Linked DNA regions of Mus musculus: regions 1, 3 and 4 are each linked to region 2. Evidence: chromatin loops called from intact Hi-C (ENCODE). Cell type or tissue: left cerebral cortex. All regions are shown on one strand. Region 1 holds the start of Gm33616 (a long non-coding RNA gene). Region 2 overlaps Poc1a (POC1 centriolar protein A). Region 3 holds the start of Parp3 (poly (ADP-ribose) polymerase family, member 3). Region 4 overlaps Dusp7 (dual specificity phosphatase 7).

Evidence for each region. A loop is a pair of places that touch in the nucleus more often than their neighbours do. Peaks named below come from ENCODE experiments on the same cell type or tissue, not always from the same donor. Only the 100,000 strongest peaks of a DNase experiment are listed, where the experiment ranks them.
Region 1: it touches region 2 in a loop (6-fold over the local background); 22 of 42 quality-filtered maps call a loop at or near these places.
Region 3: a loop joins it to region 2, with 6 times the contacts of the local background. A loop is called at or near these places in 12 of 42 quality-filtered maps.
Region 4: a loop joins it to region 2, with 6 times the contacts of the local background. A loop is called at or near these places in 12 of 42 quality-filtered maps.

Annotation. Positions count from the first base shown.
Region 1 is chr9:106,419,609-106,423,608 of GRCm38, forward strand. Gm33616 (a long non-coding RNA gene) reads right to left here and starts at 1,896. Exons shown (of 3, transcript XR_001779299.2): 1 at 1,678-1,896. In left cerebral cortex, CTCF peaks have their summits at 829 (motif pointing right) and 2,410 (motif pointing left); DNase peaks (open chromatin) are centred at 1,696 and 2,371; H3K4me3 peaks cover 467 bases; H3K27ac peaks cover 1,357 bases.
Region 2 is chr9:106,287,011-106,291,010 of GRCm38, forward strand. Poc1a (POC1 centriolar protein A) reads left to right here. Exons shown (of 11, transcript NM_027354.2): 6 at 981-1,096. Among named protein-coding and RNA genes, the nearest start is that of Poc1a, 8.0 kb to the left of the region's middle. In left cerebral cortex, CTCF peaks have their summits at 348 and 2,034 (motif pointing right); DNase peaks (open chromatin) are centred at 2,047, 3,069 and 3,878; H3K4me3 peaks cover 400 bases; H3K27ac peaks cover 1,946 bases.
Region 3 is chr9:106,475,201-106,479,200 of GRCm38, forward strand. It overlaps Parp3 (poly (ADP-ribose) polymerase family, member 3), which reads right to left and starts at 1,749. Exons shown (of 11, transcript NM_145619.3): 1 at 1,293-1,749; 2 at 599-782. The coding sequence starts at 775. It overlaps Rrp9 (RRP9, small subunit (SSU) processome component, homolog (yeast)), which reads left to right and starts at 2,109. Exons shown (of 15, transcript NM_145620.4): 1 at 2,109-2,234; 2 at 2,471-2,553. The coding sequence starts at 2,148. In left cerebral cortex, a CTCF peak has its summit at 1,797 (motif pointing left); DNase peaks (open chromatin) are centred at 1,071 and 1,939; H3K4me3 peaks cover 1,886 bases; H3K27ac peaks cover 1,600 bases.
Region 4 is chr9:106,369,945-106,373,944 of GRCm38, forward strand. Dusp7 (dual specificity phosphatase 7) reads left to right here. Exons shown (of 3, transcript NM_153459.4): 2 at 757-1,191; 3 at 3,695-4,000. Among named protein-coding and RNA genes, the nearest start is that of Dusp7, 3.3 kb to the left of the region's middle. In left cerebral cortex, a CTCF peak has its summit at 1,989 (motif pointing right); DNase peaks (open chromatin) are centred at 61, 311, 949, 1,546 and 3 more places; H3K4me3 peaks cover 4,000 bases; H3K27ac peaks cover 4,000 bases.

The DNA of each region.
Region 1 (4,000 bases), 130 kb after region 2:
AACCATGCAAAGCTTCCCAGAGAAACACACACACACACACACACACACACACACACACACACACACACACTGCCAGCTTTCTAGAGTTTCAAAAATGCAGTAACGGATTGAAGAAGTCTGGATCAGCTGGGAGGACTGTAGGGAGCACCTGGCCTTTGTTCTGTCCACCCTGCTACGCCTTCCTCCCTCTGTCTGACTCCACAGACCTGCCTTTTCACAAGGGGGCTCCCAGGCCTCTTCTCCATCTCCTGCTCCCTCTCTGCCCGACCTCTCCACTCTGGGTGCCCTGTTCCACAGCCTCCAGCCACTTGGTGATGGTAGTAGTGCTTTGCCAGTCAGACATGAGTTTGGGACTTAAGCCTTACAAATCTGCCAGGTGGCACCTGAGGGTCCCTTTGTACCTACAGTGTCACAAGAATTTCCCCAGCTTGAGGCAAGTGGGAAGGTTTAGCATTCCCTGGATAGTTGGTTGAGTGTCCTACCCAGTGCTGGGATGGGAGTCCCAGCGCTCACTGCCACATCCCCTTTTTTAGGGGACACATGAGGAGTTCAGGGGCATCCCTGCAGATCTCCCGCTAATCAGCCTCTAGAACTACCTCCTTCCCTGTCTCATCTTCCCCACCTATAAGGCCTGTTTTTTTTTTAAATGTATATATACACACACACATATATATATATGTGTGTGTGTGTGTGTATGTGTATATATATATATATATATATGTATATATACATATACATATAAAATATATGCTATTGCTTTCTTCAGACACACCGGAAGAGGGCATAGGATCCCATTACAGATGGTTGTGTTGTGAGCCACCATGTGGTTGCTGGGAATTGAACTCAGGACATTTGGAAGACCAGCCAGTGCTCTTAGCTGCTGAGCTGTTGATCTTCAGGCCCCTGCTTCGGATCGGTTTCCTAAATTTGGCAAGGGAGGCTCCCGAGTCACAGCCTCAGGCAAGAGGGCTGGAGCTCAGAGAGTTGAAGCTTTTAGTCTTTGGGCCTTGATAGTCCCATCATCCATTCAGAGGAATTCTTTGAAAGGTCACATCATCCTGCCCTCTCTCCCCTTCCAAGAGCCTTCCAGATGATCCCCAGGGAGGGGAGGTCCAGGGAGGCAGTCAAAGCTTTAACCCCAGGGCTGCTTGGTGAACAGAGTCCTCCCTCTCCTACCCCCCCCCCGGGGGCCCCTCTTTAGCCTGGGCTAGGGAGGTGGATGGAGGGGGGGAGAAGATGAGATGGGAATCCAGACAAGAAGGGGTTACAGGAGAAAGGGGAACTGGAAGGGGGTTGTGGTTGTCAAGGCAACGGCATTGCTGGGGTCAGTGGAGGCTGCTGGGGAGGGAAAGGAGAGGGGTGTCCCTCTCAGCTTGCAGCTTCAGAGCTTCAGTCTTCCTGTCCTGACACTCTTTGTTTTAAAAAAAAAAAAAGAGTCGCCTTACCCTCCTTTTGTGTCTGGAGGTGGGAGAGGGGAGCCACTTCGGGGATTTGCCCTGTCTTGCTGAGCTCACCTCATCCATCCATTCCTCCCCTCCCGCCCTCCCCTCTGCTCAGTTTCTAACTCTGAGCGAGCTTGGTTCTCACCTGCCAGCCCATCTTCCCAGAGCAACAACCCAGCCCTGACTTGAGCTGGTGGGAGCCTGTCCCCCTCCCCCGGACACACATAACACATACCTCCTTTATGGGCCCGCTGAAGGTTGCAAGGAGAGTCGGAGCAGAAAAGCCACCCCTACTCCAGACTCCTGACATTCCAAGTAAATCATTGGTCAGAGAAGCCAGGGACTTTTATGTCACCTGGATGTCATTGGTATTCTTGCATGGCCTCAAGGAAAACAAACCCCTGGATCCTAGTGTGTACCTAGACCATAAGCTCTCCAGAAGGACCCTGTTTACCCCGCCGTGATGTGGGTGCCCAGGGCATCAGGTTGACCCCAGCCGCTGTGCTACATCTAGAGCCGACCCTCAGCCTCTAGCCTGGGTGCTGGACAGCTTCCTGCTCATTCAGTGTTGGGTGCTGCCAACCGAGGTTCAGTGAGGGGAAATGCTCTTCTAGCCCGTGGAAGTCAGAATTTAAACGTAAGTATTGAAGTCTGTCCCTTTAACCACTGGAAGACTTGGCTTTGGGAAACCTGAAAGTGGCCCAGAGCTGTGCCCAGCGCTGCCCAGGGATTGGCCTTTTCTTCTCCGGGGAAAGATATAGGAGTCGTTAGTCCAGGGTGATCGGAACCAACCTAAAGTCCTCAGGCTGTATCTGCAGATCTGTCTGTCAGAAGGGAATCTGCTGGCTGCTGGGTGGATGGGTGTGGGATCTTCCCAAGGGAGGGAGCAGAGCTGCCATTAGTTGGCCTGCTTGCCCGCTGCAGCTGAACTTCGTCTATGATCCCATACTGCCCCCTTGTGGACAATCTCACATTCCCCACGTGGAATACCTTAGTCCTAGAGGGGCAATCAACTTGGAGCTAAAGGTGGTCTGTTAGGACCTAGCAATATACTGGGCTACACCTCCCACTTCTACTGGAACTAACAGAGCCTGAACCTGGGATAATGTTTCACACAGCACATCTTTCCCCGAGAGACTTTGAAAACCCTTGGCAGGAAGTAAATTTAAGAGCTGTATTTTTTTAACCCTTCATTCCCTGTTGTTTTGTTTGCCTCCAGTCTTCATGACTGTTAGCATATCTCTTGTATTAGGGCACTCACTATATCTGTGAGCAGACAGTGGCTTGAAAACAATGGGAGTGGGGTGGGGTCAGGGTCTCTCCTACCCCAAGGTGACCTGGAATCCTTCATGCAGTCAAAGAGGACCTTGCATTTTTTCCCAATTTTTTATTAGGTATTTACTTCATTTACATTTCAAATGTTATCCTGAAAGCCCCCTATACCCTCCCCCCCCCATCCCTATCCATCCACTCCCACTTCTTGGTGTTTCCCCTGTACTTGGGCATATAAAGTTTGCAAGACCAAGGGGCCTCTCTTCTCAATGATGGCCGGACTAGGACATCTTCTGCTACATATGCAGCTAGAGACACAAGCTCTGGGGGTACTTGACAGCACACCTAAAAGCTCTAGAACAAAAGGAAGCAAATTCACTCAAGAGGAGTAGATGGCAGGAAAATAAGCAAACTCAGGGGAGAAATCAACCAAGAGGAAACAAAAAGAACTATTCAAAGAATCAACCAAACCAGGAGCTGGTTCTTTGAGAAAATCAACAAGATAGATAAACCCTTAGCCAGACTCACTAGAGGGCACAGGGACAGCATCCTAATTAGCAAAATCAGGAATGAAAAGGGAGACATAACAACAGATCCTGAAGAAATCCAAAACACCATCAGATCCTTCTACAAAAGGCTGTACTCAACAAAACTGGAAAGCCTGGATGAAATGGACAAATTTCTAGACAGATACCAGGTACCAAAGTTAAATCAGGATCAGATTAATGACCTAAACAGTCCTATATCCCCTAAAGAAATAGAAGCAGTCATTAATAATCTCCCAACCAAAAAAAAGACCTTGCATTTTTAAAATGTGTGCATTTAATTCTTCAACCTTATGTCAGGTCCCCACATACACACAGTACTATGAAACATGCTGCTAACATGTTACTTTGCTGAGCTGGCTCCTCTGAATCTCACTTAGATTGAGGTGTGGATCTGAAAAGGCCAAAGAAGGCTGGATGGTTTAGAAAGACGGCACGAGGAGGATTGTTCAGTCCGAGTTTGTCTTGGACTTGTTGCACCTTGCTTTAATCCCTCTCTGTCTTACGTCAAAGATGAGACAAACAGACCCCTGCGCTGCTGAGTTCAGCGTGAAGACTATATAGTTCAGAGAAAGGCAAGAGGCTCTTGTCAAGGACAAGACCTGACGCAGGCTGGAGTCAAGGCGAGAACCACTTCCTCAAAGGCAGTGCTGAGCAAGATGGCGCGCTCTTTAAAATCTCAGCCCTTGGGAGGCAGAGGCAGAGCTCTTGTGAGTTTGAGGTCAGTCTAGTCTAAATATT
Region 2 (4,000 bases):
CCGGGGCTGGGGCCATCTGCTTTTCCTAGGAGCTTTTCCCTTTCCTTTGTGGATGAAGAGTTAAGCCCCACCCTTACCCCGTGGACAGCAGAAATCCTTTACCTAAAGTCACACAATAATTTGGCCTCTTTTACTCCCTTTTAGTTTCTAGTTCTCAAAATTATAATGTGTCTCTCTGAGCATTGAATCAACCCCCCAAACTTCTTGTTAAGACTTAGTGTCACCGTGGTAGTGGCTCTACATTCTGTGCCAAATTACACATGAGAGTCGGAGGAGCCTGCCTCTGAGCAGGGATTTAGCTCTTCTGCATGTCTAAGCAGACTGCATCCTTAAGCTAGGACTCACCAGCAGGGGCCCCTGCAGAGTGCCTGAGTGTTTGCATTGAAGGCTCTTGACCTGTCTTCTAAGACAGATGGGTGAGCAGCCCTGTAGCCCTGCTAGACCCTCCCACCCACTCCCCAGTTGGTGGGACCCGTCGTGGAGCTAGCCCTGGCAAAAGAACTCTAGAGCAACTTGGCTGACCTATTGGTCTGAAGATAGCTATCTCTACTGGTAGTTAAAAAATCAGCAGTGGGCTGGGTGTGTTACATTCACACACACACACACACACACACACACACCCCTGTAATCTTAGTCCTGAGGAAGGGAGGTGAGAAGGCCGGCCAGGGCAACATACTGAACACACACACACACACACACACACACACACACACCTGTAATCTTAGTCCTGAGGAAGGGAGGTGAGAAGGCCGGCCAGGGCAACATACTGAATATAGAGGTGTTGCCTCAAAAAAACTTAAAGATGGGTGGGAGGGACATGGTCCCTGATAAGTCTACTTTTTGTCACTGCTGGTCACTGTTGTCACTTGCTGTTTGGTCTCTGGCTACCTGATAAAGCAGCATGTTCCAGGTTGAGGGATCTGTGTGAGTGGACACACAGGGAAGACCTCTTACGGTATCTGACCGCTCTGTCTCTCCAGTTTTGTCACCTACGTGGACTTCCACCCCAGTGGTACCTGCATTGCTGCTGCCGGCATGGACAACACGGTGAAGGTGTGGGATGCGCGGACTCATCGGCTGTTGCAGCATTATCAGTGTGAGTGTTGAGCAGTGTCCCAGACCCACAGGCAGCCACTGCTGAGACCGTGCTAGGGCCGGCCATTTGCTTCATTGCTGTGGTGCTTACATAGGCTCAAGGACAGCCCCGAGCTGGGAGGATTCCTGTTGCTGTGGGGTTCGCCAGGATGAGTAGTTGTCGCTATAGTCATCTTGGCTTGGAAAGTTGGTCAGGTGGTGCCCCGTTATGAGATAGCAGAGTCTCACGCACACTGTAGCTGTGGAGTCTTGGTTGAGTTTCTGGCTAGGACTGTACCGAGACCTACTTCTTGATACCCCCATACTACTCATCTCTTCCTGTGACAGAGATGACTTTCCGGGGTCAAGGAGACAGGGCTGCCCAAAGAGGTTGGTGGGACCTTGGTCTCATGTTATCTTCCACAGCTCTGCCTAGAGCCATGAACCACGTAGAAGGTTGACTTTAGCTGGGGGCCAGGCCCTGGTACCAGGCCTAGGCCTACGGCCCGTTCTTTAACATCTGCATCTGTGGATGCAGAGCACGGGGAGTTGACGGTGGGTTTGGAGTTCAGTCTTTAGCACTCTCTACCCCACTATTCCCATAAGCCTTTCTGGGTTGATTGTTGGATGTTGGAAAGCAACACTTTCTTGGGTAACTGAGGTGAGCGGACCTCCAGGAATTGGGAGAAGTTCCTGGTTTGGGACAGGACAAAGTGGAGTGTGGATTCTGTAGGCAGCTTCAGCATTCTCAGCTGTTTGACACTAGGTAAGTCAGTGGACTCCTCCAAGCTCTTGGGACAGTGATAGGGTTCGTCTTACAGGGTTTGACTTAGCTCTTGTTAAGAATGAAGAGTGACTGGCACAGCATGGGAACAGTGACAGAGATGTGGCTGCTGGTCCCAAGTGTTCAGGAGTCGCCCAGTGACTTGCTGAGGCATACATACAGTCCACGGTGCCACCACCAGGTGGCAGGGCTCAGTCACAAGAACTAGGTCTTTCCTGTTGAGAGCCTAGGCATCAAGCATTGATGTTCTTTCAGAGGCTCCTAGAGCAGGACAGGTGTGTGTGTGTGTGTGTGCAGGCTTAGGGGGCCTTCCTCCTGGAGAGCTGTGCTCCCCACTTCAGGCTCAGAGACTTATTTTCTGTTCTGGCCCAGGCCCAAATAAAGGACTAGTGTTGAGCCTGGACGCTGTCTCCATGTTGACTGGTGACAGTGGCAGAGCAAGGAGGGTTTGAGCAGGGAGAGATGAGACAGAAAAGTGAGCAGGAGCGCAGGCTGTGTTCTCTGACCCTTGCCCACGAGGTGGAAATCTGATGAGAGAGTATTATAGGTATTAAGGTATAGTGCTTGGTGAGGTTTGGGGGAAGAAGATTTCTGGCTGTCTCTGGGAGAGTCTCTCTGATGGATTGGGAGCCTCAGCCTGGTATTCATGAGTTATAGCAACATGTACGAACACATTGGAAGGCTTTGAATGCCACCTTTAAATGTAAGACTCCAAATCCTAGTGGCTGGTAACTCTGGGGCCTGGCACTTGGAGCAAATAGAGGAGGGGCATTTGAGAGGACAAGTGCTGCGTGAGATTCTGCTGCGATGTGTGGTTGATAGGCCCTGGTCATTGCTCTGTGGGTTTCCATGCAGTGTAGCATAAATCAGAGAGTGGTCAGGCCAAGGGAACTGCTTTATGTAGAATGAGTAGAGGTGGAAGCTGATGCTGTCTTGGTGGTGGGGCCACCTGGGCCTTGGGGGTCTCCACCGCAGCCAGAGGGAGACCCATGAGATAGCGGGGGAGGGCAGAGCCCTGAGGAGACTGGGATCTTAGGAGGGGACCGGCAGGAGGTGGGGGAGTACAGAAGAGGTAGGAGACAACTGTGGGTTTCAAGGGAGTGGGCAGAAGTGCAGCTCGGGGCTGGCAGGGCCAGGCAGTATGTGGACTTGGGTGAGCACCAACGCCAAGTTCCGAGTGGACTGGAGTGCTTGCAACCCACAGGTTCCTCTGAAAGCTTTCAGTGGGCGTTTGCTGCTGTCCTTGCCTCTTGGGATGGAACTCCTCAGCCAGGCTGCAGGGTCCTATTTCTCGGCTGTCCTGGTGTGTATCGGAGCCTAGTGGGGACTTTGTGCAGCCTATAAACACAGCAGGCTTCCTCCTGAGCTTCCTGCACAAGGCTGTGGCACCTGGTAGGTGCTCACACGAGAGCAAACTCATCTCTTAGCTTTGGGGATCACCTTCTGGGAGGGGGAGGGAGAAGTATGTCTCACTCTACTCTCTGGTTCTGGGACCCTGAACAGGTCTGCTCAAGTCAAGGGCCTTTGCAGAGAGCTCCTCGGCTAAAACCCTGCCAGGGAGGATCACGCCTCTCCAGTGCACATGTGGGTCTGTTGGAGGCTCCTAGCACTGTTGTGGCAGCAAACCTCTGATCTCTCCTCTGTTCCAGATTGAAGGTGAAACCCAGGTGAAGGTCTTAAGGACGCAGAGTCCAAATGGCTCCCCTGGCAATTCGGGATGGTTGCCAGACCCTTCTGAGTAGCTTTCTGATTTGAGAGGCTGCTGGGTTCTTGTAAGAGACGTGGTTAGAGCTACTGCAGTGTGCACCCGGCGGCCCCGTGCTCTTGCTTCCTGCCCTCGCCTCAGTTGTTGGAGTAAAGCTTGCTTCAGCTTTGAGCTACAGCCTGGAGTCGTGCTCTTTATCTAAGGCCCTCCCAGGCAAGGTGCTTCTTGGCTCCTCCCTATCACTTCAAGGAGCGGTTCTGATTTCCTAATTCAGCAAGGAGCCGATGGGCTGCTGGTGGAGCCCTGACAGTGCCGGTTCCCATGGAGGTGGTTAAGTGCCATATGCTCAGAGCCCACGTTACGACTGTTCAGACATCTGAGCAGCAGCCCCCGCCATCCCCGAAACCCAGAGTCTGCTTTGCGGTGTACGAACATGT
Region 3 (4,000 bases), 190 kb after region 2:
TCATGGGGGGGGCCTTGTCTTTGGCACTTGGGTGTCTCTGCCCTTGGGGGGCAGGGTCACAGTCTGACTGGATGTGATGAAGCCCTGCTGTGGGCTTGGGAATTTGGAGAGGATGCAGCTGCTTCCTGGGTGGGGGAATCTGAAAAAAGACCTGGCTCTGCCCTGAGGGCTCAGTTTGAGGGAACACGGAAGAGGGTCCCGGGGGAAATTGAGTCAGGCCCCTTCCTTGAGTGTGATGCACCCTAGTGTCTGATGGTCAGACATGGTACACCTTGACCCAATGGAATAACAGCCCACCTTGGCAGTCTTCAGAAGACAGGTACGCAATCCCTGGCTAGAACAGAGAACCCAAGGAGGAGAAAGAAGGCTGTGGTCTGCCAGGCGGTGGTGGCCCACGCCTTTAATCCCAGCACTTGGGAGACAGAGACAGGCGGATTTCTGAATTCGAGGCCAGAGGCCAGCCTGGTCTACAAAATGAGTTCCAGGACAGCCAGGGCCATACAGAGAAACCCTGTCTTGAAAAACAACAACACAACAAAACAAGCAAACAAAAACAAACAAACAAAAAGGCTGCGGTCTGAACATGGCTTCAGCTCACCTGTATCCCGGGGTTCCGGCTGAATGGACATGAGGGGTCCACACGGATGACCCGATTATCAGCAGGTGCTGCTCTGAGAGCCTCGGCAGTGGACCGGAAGCTGTCCTCCTCCTCTGTCCCTTGTCGCCGCTTCTTGGAGCCCTCAGTCTGCACAGAGGCCTTTCGTTTTGGAGCCATGGTTCTCCTGGGGCAAGAGGTAGGGAGCGTTCAGATTTGCCCTTTAGGAGGCTGGCCTCCTACTCCTTGGTTTACATATCCCCATCTCCAAACCTGCACTTTGTACCTCAGAGATGCAGAAGCTTAGAGCCCGTCAGTTCTGCCCACCCTGGAGTTAGGAAGCAGTTGGCTCGAGGTGTTCCCCGAGGCAGCAGAAAAAGTGAAAGCCGGCTCACCCCACCCACGCTGGGGCCCTTCCCCTTCTAGAACATTTCCTCCTCCTGTCAGTCATCTGGCTAGGTTGCTGGGCTGAATCATCTGAGCTACAGGGGAAGGACCCTATAAGTTGCCCTTCTGCAGCTGGATCTACCTCTCTAGAGCTTAGGACCAAGTGGTGTAGCCTTTTGCTAACAGTCCTGAGTTCTGGGGTGCCAGCCAAAGTTTCAGGCTTTCAAGTGCCAGAGAGAGCAAGAGCCACTTTAACCTCACCCTTCCCTGCCCTGCAGAGGACTCTAGGGCAGGGCCAAAGGACACTCACCCAAATGAAACAGGACCCTGGAAGAGGTGGCTGTTATCCAGCCCGGTATCAGGAATGCTGAATGTGCCTCCTAAGAAACAAGTTCCAAGTCTGGGATCCCATCTAGCGACCCTTCGTGAGCCTTCAGCTAGTTTTTGGTAGGGATTTCCCAGCAATCACGTGAGGAGGGGAAAGAGCTTGGGGGTGGTGTAGAATTCCAGCTTTTGGCCGCTAGTGGGGTGAGTCAGAGGCTGGGTAGGCTGAGGTTGGTGGCCAGTCCCAGAGATGAAATGACAGTAATGTAGACGTATCCAAAGCCGCTCGGACTGACTGGCCCCTCATGCAGCTTTGACTAGGCACATACAGCATATATCCATTATTTGCCCGGTGATTTTGGCTCTGGGTTCGGATGCTGTCTCCTCTCCAGAGCTGCCTGAATTCCATTCCTTAAGTTTTAGAGTCTGGTTGTATTAGCTTCAATCGCTGTTCCAGCGGAAAAATCACAGAACCCCGCACCTCTGGCTCCACCTTGTGGCCATAAGACGCAAGCACCGCATGCCCTCCTGGCCCCACCCCTCCCTGCTAGTCAGGCGTTAGCAGAGCGCAAGCGCCACAGGCCCAGGCCGGAAATCGCAAGAGAGACTTGCTTCCTACTCCAGGCTGGCGCCGGAGCCTATAGGAGCTCTTGAAGGCGTGTCCAGCTGCGTCGGTCCAATAGACGTTTGGGGGCGTGGCAGGATCTTCTCAAGGGCCCAATGGAGCTGCGGAAGGTGGGGCCCGCTGCGCCGTGGGAACCTATCAGGGCTCCGGGTCTTGCCATGCGGCTGGGGTTTAGCAGCCATGTGAGTTCTTCGGGGTAGCGGCACCTTGAACAGTATGTCGACCGCCGTGGCAACTCGTAAGCGGGCAAAGCCAGCTCCCGGGCCCGGGGCGGCTCCGGTGGCCGGCAAGCGGCGGCGAAAGGTGAGCATGGTGTACTCTTGGGCGCGACCGATCTAGCTCCTGGGAGAGCCATCGTTCCATCCCAGGGCCCCCATCGGGGCAAGTATCTTTGCCAAGGGCTCCGTCAGAAGGAAGCCTACATCTCTTTTCTTCTATCCACCAAATCCTGGGAAACCTTCTACTTGGCCAGGGCCAGGTGCTACTTGCCTCTCTCAGTCCTGGGCCTCGTGACCAAGAGAGGATCGTTTGATTTCCAGGTAGACTCTGCTGCGGACAGGGGCAAGTCCAAGGGTGGCGGCAAAATGAATGAAGAGATTTCCAGCGATTCTGAGAGCGAGAGGTGAGTTTTTACCGGGAGGAAGGATAAACGGAGGCTCGTGGTGACTAGAAGACTCAGTGCGACTGGCAACAGAGCTGGGTGTTTGGCTCGAGATCCTGGGTCTACCCTCCAGTTTCCGGCAGTGAGATATCGTCGTTTATCTCTGATGTGTCTATGGGGAAGACGCTGGGCTCCTGTGGGAGGGAGAGCTTGGGACCTTTTTTCGCTTTATGACATGGAGGCAGGCACAGGTCTGGATTGATTGAGAGGCAAGGAGAGAACGGTACAGAACACATCCTCCTGTTCTTAATTCCATCTTCACACAGTACCACAACGACTGGTGTCCTTGGGCACCTTTTTGAGATGAGGTCTCTGTTGTTTTGCCCAAGGTGGCCTTGATCTCCTGGGTTCGAATGATCCTAGGCTTCAGCTTTGTACTGTCACATATGTAGCCTTCCTAACATTAGGGTCTTGTTTCACTGTTGCGAACACGGGTGAGCAGGCAAGTGGAGAGAGGCCGTGTCAGTGTCTGCAGGTGTGTATCTTGGAGACATGTGTTGTGAGAACAGAAGAAGCCTTTTAAAAAGTTGAGCCTGGAGAGACGAGGAGTGTCCTGGAGCGGTAGGGAAGAGGTTCAGGGACCAGAGACAAATCTGGGGTATTAGTGTGCCAGGGTGGAAGGAAGAAAGGATAAACCGGCAGGTGATAGGTACAGGCCAGGGTAGCCGTGAACTTAAGAGATCTGCCTGCTTCTGCCTCCCGAGTGCCAGGATTACAGACCTGGCTATCAGTTCTGCTTCTAAAAGTGAATATGTGGTGCCTTAATTTGCTCAGCTTTTTTTTTTTTTTTTTGGCAAGGTTTTTCCACGTAGCCATGGCTGTCCTGGAACAACCTGTATAGATCAGGCTGGCCTTAACCTCAAAGACATTGCCTGCTTCTGCCTCCAGGACCTGTGCTAAACACTTTGGGTATTTATTTATTTATTTATTTATTTATTTATGTGTGTGTGTGTACATGCTGATGCCCATGGGAGACCGAGGACATTGGAGCCCCTGGAACTGTCACATCAGGGGGTTGCGAGCGAGCCACCTGAGGGGTGCTGGGACTGAACCCAGGGTCGCTGTAAGAACAGCAGGAGTTCTTAGCCGATGAGCCATTTTTTTCCAGCCCATTCTTTACCACCTCTTAAGTCTTTTAACTTGTGTCACGAAATAAATGTGATAACTACAGAAGCACCACTCAGTTTTCTTCTGCTGATCTAACTTGGGTGAAAGTAAAAATAAATGCGTACACACCTTAAATTCAGGGTTGAAACAGCTTTTCTTTCAAAAGGGATTTTTTTTTTAAACAAAAAGTGGTGCTGGGCGTGGTGGCGCACACCTTTAATTCCTCAGTACCTAGGAGGCAGAGGCAGACAGATCTGTGAGTTTGAGGCCAGCCTGGGCTACGTGGCGAAAATATGTCTTG
Region 4 (4,000 bases), 83 kb after region 2:
TGAGGGGAGCTATTGGCTGCAGCCGGTGTTTCCAATTAACATTCCAAAATGGCCTCTTGCTGGCAGCAGACAGGCTGGGAGGGGAGGGGAGTCCTGCGGCACCCTCGGGTGCCGCAGGGCCATGTCTAGCTTCATGGTGTTCCTTGTCTCTCCTGTCCTTGTCTAGCCCCCGTGGCCCCTCTCTTTGAGTCACATGCAGTGTGTCGGGTGCTTGTCCAGGGAAGGTGAATCGCTAGTACCCGGTTCCCCTCTTGCTGGGGAAAGGGACTTCACACCACCCTCCCCAAGTGTGGTTGCTTGGACTCTGCCTCTGACAGGCCCATAGGTGTTCTGGCTCCTCTCTCTTTGGAATAGGGGTTTGCTGACCTACAGGTGCTGGCCTGCGATGGGTTTGTTGGCCTTTCTTTGCCCATTGGCCACTACTGAGCAAGCACTCAGGTGTGTTGATGTATGTGGGAGGTATGGAAGAGAAAGGAGCTGGTACTTGACCTCAGGTGCTCTATATCAAGCCATAGGGCCAGTATACTTTAACAGTTACAGAACCCACTCAAAGCCTCAGTTCCCTTAACTGTGAAGTGGTGATTTTTTAGATGGCCAGAACATGAGTGAGTCCGTGTGTGATGTATTAGGCATGGTCACATTGTCCTTTGACATGGACATGTTGTGTGAGTCCTGACCGTTAATAGTCTTTTGTGGCCCATTTGGACTCACCAGACACCCCACCACCCACCACCCCCAATCTTGCCCTGACCACAGGTGGTTTCAACAAGTTCCAGACGGAATACTCCGAGCATTGTGAGACTAACGTGGACAGCTCGTCCTCCCCGAGTGGCTCGCCACCCACCTCCGTGCTGGGCCTGGGGGGCCTGCGCATCAGCTCTGACTGCTCAGACGGCGAGTCGGACCGAGAGCTGCCCAGCAGTGCCACTGAGTCGGATGGCAGCCCTGTACCATCCAGCCAGCCGGCCTTTCCAGTCCAGATCCTGCCCTACCTCTACCTCGGCTGTGCCAAGGACTCTACCAACCTGGATGTACTTGGCAAATACGGCATCAAATACATCCTCAACGTCACACCCAACCTGCCCAACGCCTTTGAGCACGGTGGTGAGTTCACCTACAAGCAAATCCCCATCTCTGACCACTGGAGCCAGAACCTCTCTCAGTTCTTCCCCGAGGCCATCAGCTTCATTGGTAGGTGTCTTTGTCTGGGCAGAGGGGGTGGGTGGGTGGGTGGGTGAGCGAGGCAAGGTGTGTGAGGGACGCTGGGTGTCGCCCCTGCCCAACTGGGTACCTCTGGGCCTGTCGAGACCTGTGTGTGCACTGCATGTGCCGGCATGTGCCCGTGGGTGTACCCGTGCTTGCTGTGACTCACGGAGTCCCTCGGGCACCTCTACCTGTTAGGACCTGAGCAGTCCCCTGAATCCTGGATTCCCCCAGCTCTCAGTACCTATTGGACTCTATGGTCCAACCTGTGTTTTTCTGGCTTTGCTGTAGTTTCAGGCGTAGCAAGCTGAAACATCACAGCTCACAGACTCCCACGGGTCTCAGTAGCTCTGCATCACGCCTCGGCACATGTGTCTCTGCAGCATGGGGCTGTCACGACGCCTCTTTTGGCTTTATTATGCTTCTGAGAGGGCTAGGAGGTAGCCCAGGGAACCAGACTGTCCCTAACCTGACACAGTGCTCTGGACATGGGGTGCCCTCCAGTGTCTCTGTGGGATCCAGGTGCTCTTAGCTGCCTCATAGAGAAGGTGGAGGCAGCTTGAGGAAGGTCTCTGTCCCCGACCTCAGCTGACTCTGGCTCCTCCTTCTGCTCCCTCCTTGGCCAGCTGGCCTGGAGGTCATCCTTTCTGGCCTCAGGTCTTAACCAGGCAGCCAGGAAAGGGCACAGGCTCAGGATAAACAGAAACCTTATGCTCTGCGAGCCTGACCAGCCTCCAGTGTCGGGGTGAGGGGGACCTGGGCAGTGTTTTCCAGATTGATGGCCACAGTGTCCAGCTGAGGGCGTTTAGTGTCAGCTGGGCTGGGCTAACTTTAACAACAGGAAGTGGGAGGCTTCCCCCGCCTCATCCGCTTACAGGGAACCAAAACTAGGTGCCCGGGCTGGGAGGAAGGAAGGAAGCTGAGGTCTGGGGGAGGGGCTGCCTAGAGCTTCCAAGCCTGCCCCAGGGGACAGAGCCAAGCAGTCTGGAGGTGCAGCCTCAGCATTTGGGCTCCCACAAGAAGGGAAGGCACAGAGAGAAGGACCCCAGGTTGCTCAGGACTAAAGCCAGGCTTGTGGATGGTTTTATTATCTCCTCCATTTCTGGTGAGACCCAAGGAAAGAGTCCAGGATGCAGAGGTGGAAGAGAAGGTTCCCAGATATGATGATAAGTGAATCAGGCCCCCCACTCCCTCATTTGGACTCCCCGAGACAGGCCTGAGCCACACTTCGAAAGCTCTGTGGGTCATCTGGGAGTGACCCTACCGTGTCACTCTGAGGGCTTTTCCCTCACCCCTTTCCCAAATTTCAAAGTCAGACCACTTGACTCCTTACAGAGCCACAACTGCCCCCTGTCCTGCCCCTAACACCAGGAGCCATCGGCCAGGCTGCCAATCCTACTGTTTGCTTAGGAGGTCTGCTAGGTGAACAGAGATGATGAGGGGAGCCTGGCCAGGCCAGAGACAGTAAAGAATAACCGGTAACTGTCCTACAGGAGAGCATCAGTTGTCAGCTGTGTCCCTGGCACAGGAGGCTTGGAGGCAGGGATCGTAAGGAGCCTGGGACTGTCACTTGTTAGCTCATGCCCCTAGCAGCTGTGGTACAGAAAGAAGCTACTGCTGGAGGGTCTAGGGGAGAAGAGCCCGGTGGCACTGTTCAGTAGCTCAGTCAGTATTTGCAGAATTCATGCTATGTCTCAGACAGTGGTGTCCTTGGTGGCCCTGGAGAAGCCTAGAAGGGTGTAGGGAGGAAAGGGACTGCCCGTGGCAGGAGATGCTATTCTCATCTCTGGGTCTTCAGGAGCTGGAGTTAGGACCTAGGAGACTGAGAGGGTAGAATAGTACATGGCCATGCTGGGCCCAGCTGCCCACTTCTTTGCACAGGTGCTTGCCCCAAACCCTCATCCTAGGATGTGCTGGAGTCCCCAAGGGAGCAGGTGCGGAGTGGAAGGACACTCTGTGTGCCCTTGTCGCTTCATTTCTACATCCGTTTTCGCTTTGACACGATGGGCTGCCTGGCTGTGGTGTCATCAGGAGGATGTGGGTGACACCCTGTGTACCACTTGTGGCCATGTGGGACGAGAAGTGATCCCAGGGGTGACAGTAATTTGGGCTTGGTGAACCCCCTTGCCTCAGGTCCCTACAAAAGCACTGACAAATACCTGGGCAGTAGTCAGGGACACCTTTCACTCCAGCAGTCCAGCAGGCAGAGGCAGGCAGATCTCTTGAGTTTGAGGCCAGCCTGGTCTACAGAGTGAGTTCTGAGATAGCCATAGCTACACAGAGAGACCCTGTCTCTTAAATTGAGCTGTGTAACAGAGGATGCTGAGACCCCACTGGTGGCCAGGGTGATCAGCATGGTATTATTGTCCTCTCACACCCTATCCATGCTGGGCTTTATCAGGCCCTTAAAGCACCTTCCTGTGCCTCTGCCCTTCTGTCCTAGGGGTTCCTTGGAGATGGCTCTACTCTGACCCGTGTCCCTGTGTTTCAGATGAAGCCCGCTCCAAGAAGTGTGGTGTCTTGGTGCACTGCCTAGCAGGCATCAGCCGTTCAGTGACAGTTACTGTAGCCTACCTGATGCAGAAGATGAACCTGTCCCTCAACGACGCCTATGACTTCGTCAAGAGGAAAAAGTCTAACATCTCGCCCAACTTCAACTTCATGGGGCAGCTGCTGGACTTTGAGCGGACGCTGGGGCTCAGCAGCCCATGCGACAACCACGCACCCAGTGAGCAGCTCTACTTCTCCACGCCCACCAACCATAACCTGTTCCCGATCAACACGCTCGAGTCCACGT